Regions from separate parts of the Homo sapiens genome. Here region 2 is linked to region 1. Evidence: read pairs that join two places in POLR2A ChIA-PET (ENCODE). Cell type or tissue: MCF 10A. All regions are shown on one strand. Links, peaks and the distances in the headings refer to the core of each region. The heading gives the core; the rest is flanking DNA. Region 1 overlaps LINC02765 (long intergenic non-protein coding RNA 2765). Region 2 has its middle 18 kb from the start of SDE2.

Evidence for each region. Peaks named below come from ENCODE experiments on the same cell type or tissue, not always from the same donor. Only the 100,000 strongest peaks of a DNase experiment are listed, where the experiment ranks them.
Region 2: POLR2A ChIA-PET joins it to region 1 with 8 read pairs; 14 of 35 experiments call an interaction of 5 or more read pairs at or near these places.

What each region holds. Positions count from the first base shown.
Region 1 is chr1:225,459,897-225,462,698 of GRCh38, forward strand. All of the region lies in intron 2 of LINC02765 (long intergenic non-protein coding RNA 2765), which reads right to left. Among named protein-coding and RNA genes, the nearest start is that of LINC02765, 6.5 kb to the right of the region's middle. RefSeq lists an enhancer at 597-1,278. In MCF 10A, for the core only: no CTCF peak of the experiment used is centred there; DNase peaks (open chromatin) are centred at 975 and 1,755.
Region 2 is chr1:225,979,723-225,982,524 of GRCh38, forward strand. No RefSeq gene overlaps it. Among named protein-coding and RNA genes, the nearest start is that of SDE2, 18 kb to the right of the region's middle. In MCF 10A, for the core only: no CTCF peak of the experiment used is centred there; no DNase peak of the experiment used is centred there.

The sequences.
Region 1 (2,802 bases), core at 5-2,504:
ATATGAATCAGGAACTTTACAGAGAGGAAGCCTAGAAACAACAGATTTCCGAGGCCTGGGCACATGTCTGTTCTCCTCGGGAGTGGACAAGCTCAGGTACAAGGGTCTGTTTGGGAGAGAAGAGGCTCAAGGATGAGGACCTAAGGTCCTTGCTACTGAAGAAGGGAGCCCGAGGACAGGACCCAGCCACGGAGGCGGAGAGCAGTCCCGGGGTAAAGGCAAGGCGGGTGGGAGCCCCGGAGCTGAGCATGGCCAAGCGAAAGGTGCAGGACCTCAGCGATCCGTAGGGTGAGGACTGACAGGATCCACTCTGTTTAGCCACAGAGCTGAACAGGCACAGTCAGATTATCCCAGGGGGAGGAACGAATGAGGGTGAAGAAGAGGTGACAGGGAGGCCGATCTGGATTTTCCCACGGAAGGAAATCCTTTTTCAGGCCCCTGGTGGCAAAAGGAGGAGCAGAGGGAGCATCTCCAAGAGTCCTCGGCAGCTGCCTCTGGTACCGCCCACCCCACCCCGGGCCTCTGTTGGTGTCTGTGGTCTGGGGGCTCCCGGGGCCATCCTCCCTGCAGCCTAGGGTGCAGACAGCCACCACCTGCCACCCAGATCAGCAGTCATGTAAGGGCTTCTGTTGAACTGGTTTAGGAGCATAACTATAGTTGGCTGAGGTCTGGGGATTTTTTTTAAGCTACAGAGTATTTTATGGGGTTTTGCCAAAGGTTGCATTCTGCTCAGAAACCTAGCCTGTCCCAACTATTCTTTCTTGCCATGCTTCAGGAAAATCTAATCTACCGTAAAAGCAGCAACCACAGCTATGAGAGCTAAGCCAGGTGCCACCTCGGGTTAAGGTCCCTCAGCTGCCTTAACCCCTGCAAGCTCCTCTCCTTTGCAGCCACCTCCTGACACCTCATATGACACTGCCCACCCCACAGGGCCTTTGCCCATCATTTCCTCTAGATAAACAATTACTGAATGAATGAATCATCCACCAGCCAGCTCCCCCTGCCAAGAGCAAGGAAGCATCAAGGCCCCTCCCCTCTGTCACCCACACCTCTCACTGTTACCCCAACAAGGGTGCCACCCAAGGTTTCTAGTTCGAGAAAAAAACTTCCCAGACTCGCATTGCTAATCACACCTACTGAGTATAAGTAAAAGCAAGTGTGGCTCTCCCCGACCAGCGGGGGATGGTGGGGAAGGGGTCTTTCCTGCACAGCTGGCAGATAGGCACCCCTGGCTGCTGTCTTGCCTGGGCTGTGGAGGTAATTTCATTTCTCCTGCAGCCTCTTCTCTCCGTGTCCAGCTGTCCTTGCCTGTTTGATGCAGGACAGCACAGGGAGCTTGCTGCTCCTGCCTGGAGCTAGCTGGAAGGATGAGGTGGCTTTGGAAGGATTTGGAGGACCTACTCCCCACTTCATCCTCATCCACGGTTCCTCTCCATCCAGGTTTGCTGATGTTTACCAGAGTCTGGAGGGCAGGCAAGGGGCAGAGCGGCAGCTGGCCAAGGCCCAGAGGGGTTGCAAGGTCACATAGAGGACCTTGGGCTTCACTGCACAGCTTCAAACATATTAAAACCCTGAAGGTCCGAAGATATATGAAACAATCCCCTAAAAATGAAACTGCCCAGGGGAGCCCTCTTTGTAGCTCACCTGCCCCTGCCGCCTTTCTCGTATTTCTTGAGGCTGTGTGCTCTGCTCTCTGGGACCAGATGGCCCGTTGGAGACTTCTGGCAAACGCCCCAGCTCCTCTGCCCAGACGATGCCGCAACCTCCACTCCCTGCCTGCCCACGGCCAGGCCAGGTTGCAGTGTCTCGAGCCTGCTGGGCTCTCAGACCAGGCTAGAAGAGTCCACCGGGTAAATTGTTTTGTCCCAAAGCCAGAGATGTCAGGAGGAGTCTGTGCCCCCTCTGCCCCGCCCCATCGCCTGAAGGAGCAGCACAGCTTCGTTTTATAAAACCAGGATACAGAACGGCCTGGCCCCAAGCCACCCTGGACCCAGCAGACCAGTCCTGCCCCTGTCCCCTCAGCCCCTTTGTCAGGACTGGTGAGGGCCAGGGAGGGGGCTGGCAACTCTTCAGGAGCAGCCAGGGAGCACAGCTGCTGGGATGTGGGGGTCTAGTCACCTAAAGCATGACAGAATATCTGGTGACTTGGGGACCTACCTACTTGTCGGGAGCAGCAGCTCAAGGGCAAGAGAAGGTGTTGAGGGAAGGAGGGTCAAGGTGGCTGGGGCTGGAAAGTCTGGATGACTGGCCATGGGGCCACATCACTCATCTCCCAGGACCTCCTTCAACATCCAGACAACAGGAGCACTGCCCCTACCCTGCCACCCCATGGCCTGCCTCAGGGGGCCTGGAGCCCGGGGCCACCTCCCTCTTTTGACCCTGCCTGCGCAGCTTGCCTTCCCCGCTCTCTCCAACCCACAGCCGCTGCTGTCCCAGGGCCCATGGTGGTGGGAACAGCCTCTCCCATATCCCCCTCACGCAATAAAAGCCCATTTACCTGCAGACCAGCTCAATCCAGCTCCAGATTCCCAGGGAAGAAACTGAACAGCCCACCCTGGCTGGGCTCATGCTCATCTGGGTGGAGGGTCTCATTGAACCTGGAGCAGTGACACAGACCAGTGAGGGAGGGTCTCACTGGGCAACGGTGGAGGACTGCTCTGGCTAAGGGGTTTGCTGTGGACTAGAAAGATGCTCCCAAAATGTGTTCACCTCAGATGCTGCGACCATCCCTATAAGCTTTATAAAATGAACCCGGGAAGTAGGGAGGGGGGAAGGAAAATAAACCCAGCTGGCAGCACATCC
Region 2 (2,802 bases), core at 303-2,802, 520 kb after region 1:
ATTTAATAGCAGGAGCAGAAAACTGATGCTCAGAAAGGCTATGGAGCTTGTCTGAGGAAACACTATTAGAAAGGAGGAAAATCAGGATTTTAGACCCAGATCAGTAACCCTAAAACCCTTGCCCTAAGGCCCACCACACCACATGGCCTGTATTCCAGGGAAAACCGAAGTATGACCATGCACATTCTTTCCTTCAGCTCAGCAGTATTATGTGGGGGCCATCCTGAATCAATGACCTATGAATGGTTTGAGTGTAGGCTTACTTTATAGAGCATCATTAATTTAGTTTTTCTCAAAGGAAATCTCATGAAGGTGAATGCAAAGAAAAAGTAGTACCAAACATACCAGAGATGAGACTGGCACTGACTGAATCAGAGATCCCTCCCAGAAACAGGCCAATAGGCAGGTGACTTGCAGCAACAGTGTGGGTGGCACAGGGCCACCTGGAGTCCATAATATCTTTTCCTGTATTCTAGTTCAGGCACACAAATAAGGCCATAAAGTTTAAGTCAACATTTTTAAGATTTTGATCAGAACCAGCCTAGAATTAACACCTGGTGTTCCTAGACTTTCTCGGGGGGGGGTACTTTTCACCTTGAAAATCACTAACAGGTGCTGGCTCAAGATGGTAATCTGAGCATATTTGTTTAATTCCCTCTTGCAAACTCCCATTTGAACTGACAAAAGGAATATAATGAGGAAGCTTGCGGTACGAGTACTAGAAGAGGAAGGAGGAAGGTAGCTATCTCCAAAACAAAATGTGTGGGTGAGTGAAATGGACCCACAGCAAAAGCCCATTAACATCCCCACGCACAGATCAGCGAGGGCTGGAAGAACTACAGCCACCTAGGAAGAGAGGCTAGATGGTCAGTTTCTGCTCATCAGCAGCCTCCTTACTTTTAGCCTTTAATGCTACAAGAGAGGGGGCAATTAGAAAACTCTATAGTCTTTTCATTTTGCCAGTCAAGGTCTATTTGCCTGCAGGGAGCAGGGCAACAGCTGCTCACACTCCCATGCTAAATAAAGCAGGGCCCAGCTAGTGCTCTGGCAACCTGAAGAGGATAACCAGGCCAATTAGGAAAGGGGCACTGGCCCAGCCAGCTTCATGCTGCCACAAAAGAAAGAAATTCTTTGGGCATGGCTGCCTGAGTCTCTCAAAGATGAACCCTGATCTTGTAAAGTAAACCTTCACTATGCTGGGCGCGGTGGCTCAGGCCTGTAATCCCTGCACTTTAGGAGGCCAAGGTGGGCGGATCCCCAGGTCAGGAAATCGAGACCATCCTGACTAATACAGTGAAACCCCGTCTCTACTAAAAATACAAAAAAATTAGCCGGGTGTGGTGGCACGTGCCTGTAGTCCCAGCTACTTGGGAGGCTGAGGCAGGATAATGGCGTGAACCCGGGAGGTGGAACTTGCAGTGAGCCAAGATGGCGCCACTGCACTCCAGCCTGGGCGACAGAGCAAGACTCCATCTAAAAATAAAATAAAATAAAAAAATTTTAAAAAGTAAACCTTCACTAAATCTAAATGTTTCCCTTCTCCCTTTGGGTGTGCTTTTTAAGATCTGAACAGGCACCCACATAATTTGAAGAAAACTGTTTCCAACTACCCAAGCTAGAAAAATAATCCTCCCTAAGCAACAGAACATACTGTGGCAGCCACGAAAATACGCCTCTCAGATCTCCTGCTGTGGGGAGCATCACTCAGTGATGCTCTGGGGCCACCGGGTTCACACTCAGGCCACACTTTCTGGGGACTCTTTATAGCCAACGTGCACAGTACAGGTACTAAGGCAGGCCCATTCTGGCAAGATGCCAACTCCTCCAAAAGGCAACTTTGGCTTGAAGACTCTCCATCAACTTAGCTATATTACAGAAATCATCTGAAGAACAGAGAGAAGCGTTTGGTGGAAAAAAAAAAAAAAAAAGACAGAGACTCGGAGACTGAGACCGAAGCTTAGTATATTTATAACTGAAGTCCCAGGAAAGAGAAAACATGGGTCAGGAAAAAGATCTGAGGAAATAATGGCTGACACTTTCCTATATTTGATTAAATGGCATAAATTTAGAGAGCCAAGAAATTCATCAAACTCCCAAGATAAATACATAGAAAACCACACCTGAAAGCTGCCAAAGAGAAAGACGCATTCTATAAAGGGAAAAACTATTTGAATACCCACTGATTTGTCATCAGAAACAATGAAGGCCAGAAGACAGTGGAACAAGATCTGTAAAGAGATTCTTTTTATTTTTTGAGACAGGGTCTCACTCTGTCACCCAGGCTGGGGTGCAGTGGCATGATCTTGGCTCATTGCAACCTCCGCCTCCTGGGTTCAAGCAATTCTCATGCCTAAGCCTCTCAAGTAGCTGGGATTACAGGCACGCACTGCCACACCTGGCTCATTTTTTTGTATTTTTAGTAGAGACAGCATTTCATCATGAAGGCCAGACTGGTCTTGAACTCCTGACCTCAAATGATCTGCCCGCCTCAGCCTCCCAAAGTGCTGGGATTACAGGCCTGAGCCACTGCACCTAGCGAAGAGATTCTTTTTAAAAAAGAGAAAACTGGCCAGGCACGGTGGTAATCCCAGCACTTTGGGAGGCCGAGGTGGGTGGTTCACAAGGTCAGGAGTTGAGACCAGCCTGACCAACATGGAGAAACCCCATCTCTACTAAAAATACAAAATGAGCCAGGTGTGGTGGCACATGTCTGTAATCCCAGTTACTTGGGAGGCTGAGGTAGGAGAATTGCTTGAACCCAGGAGATGGTGGATGCAGTGAGCCGAGATTGTGTCATTGCAC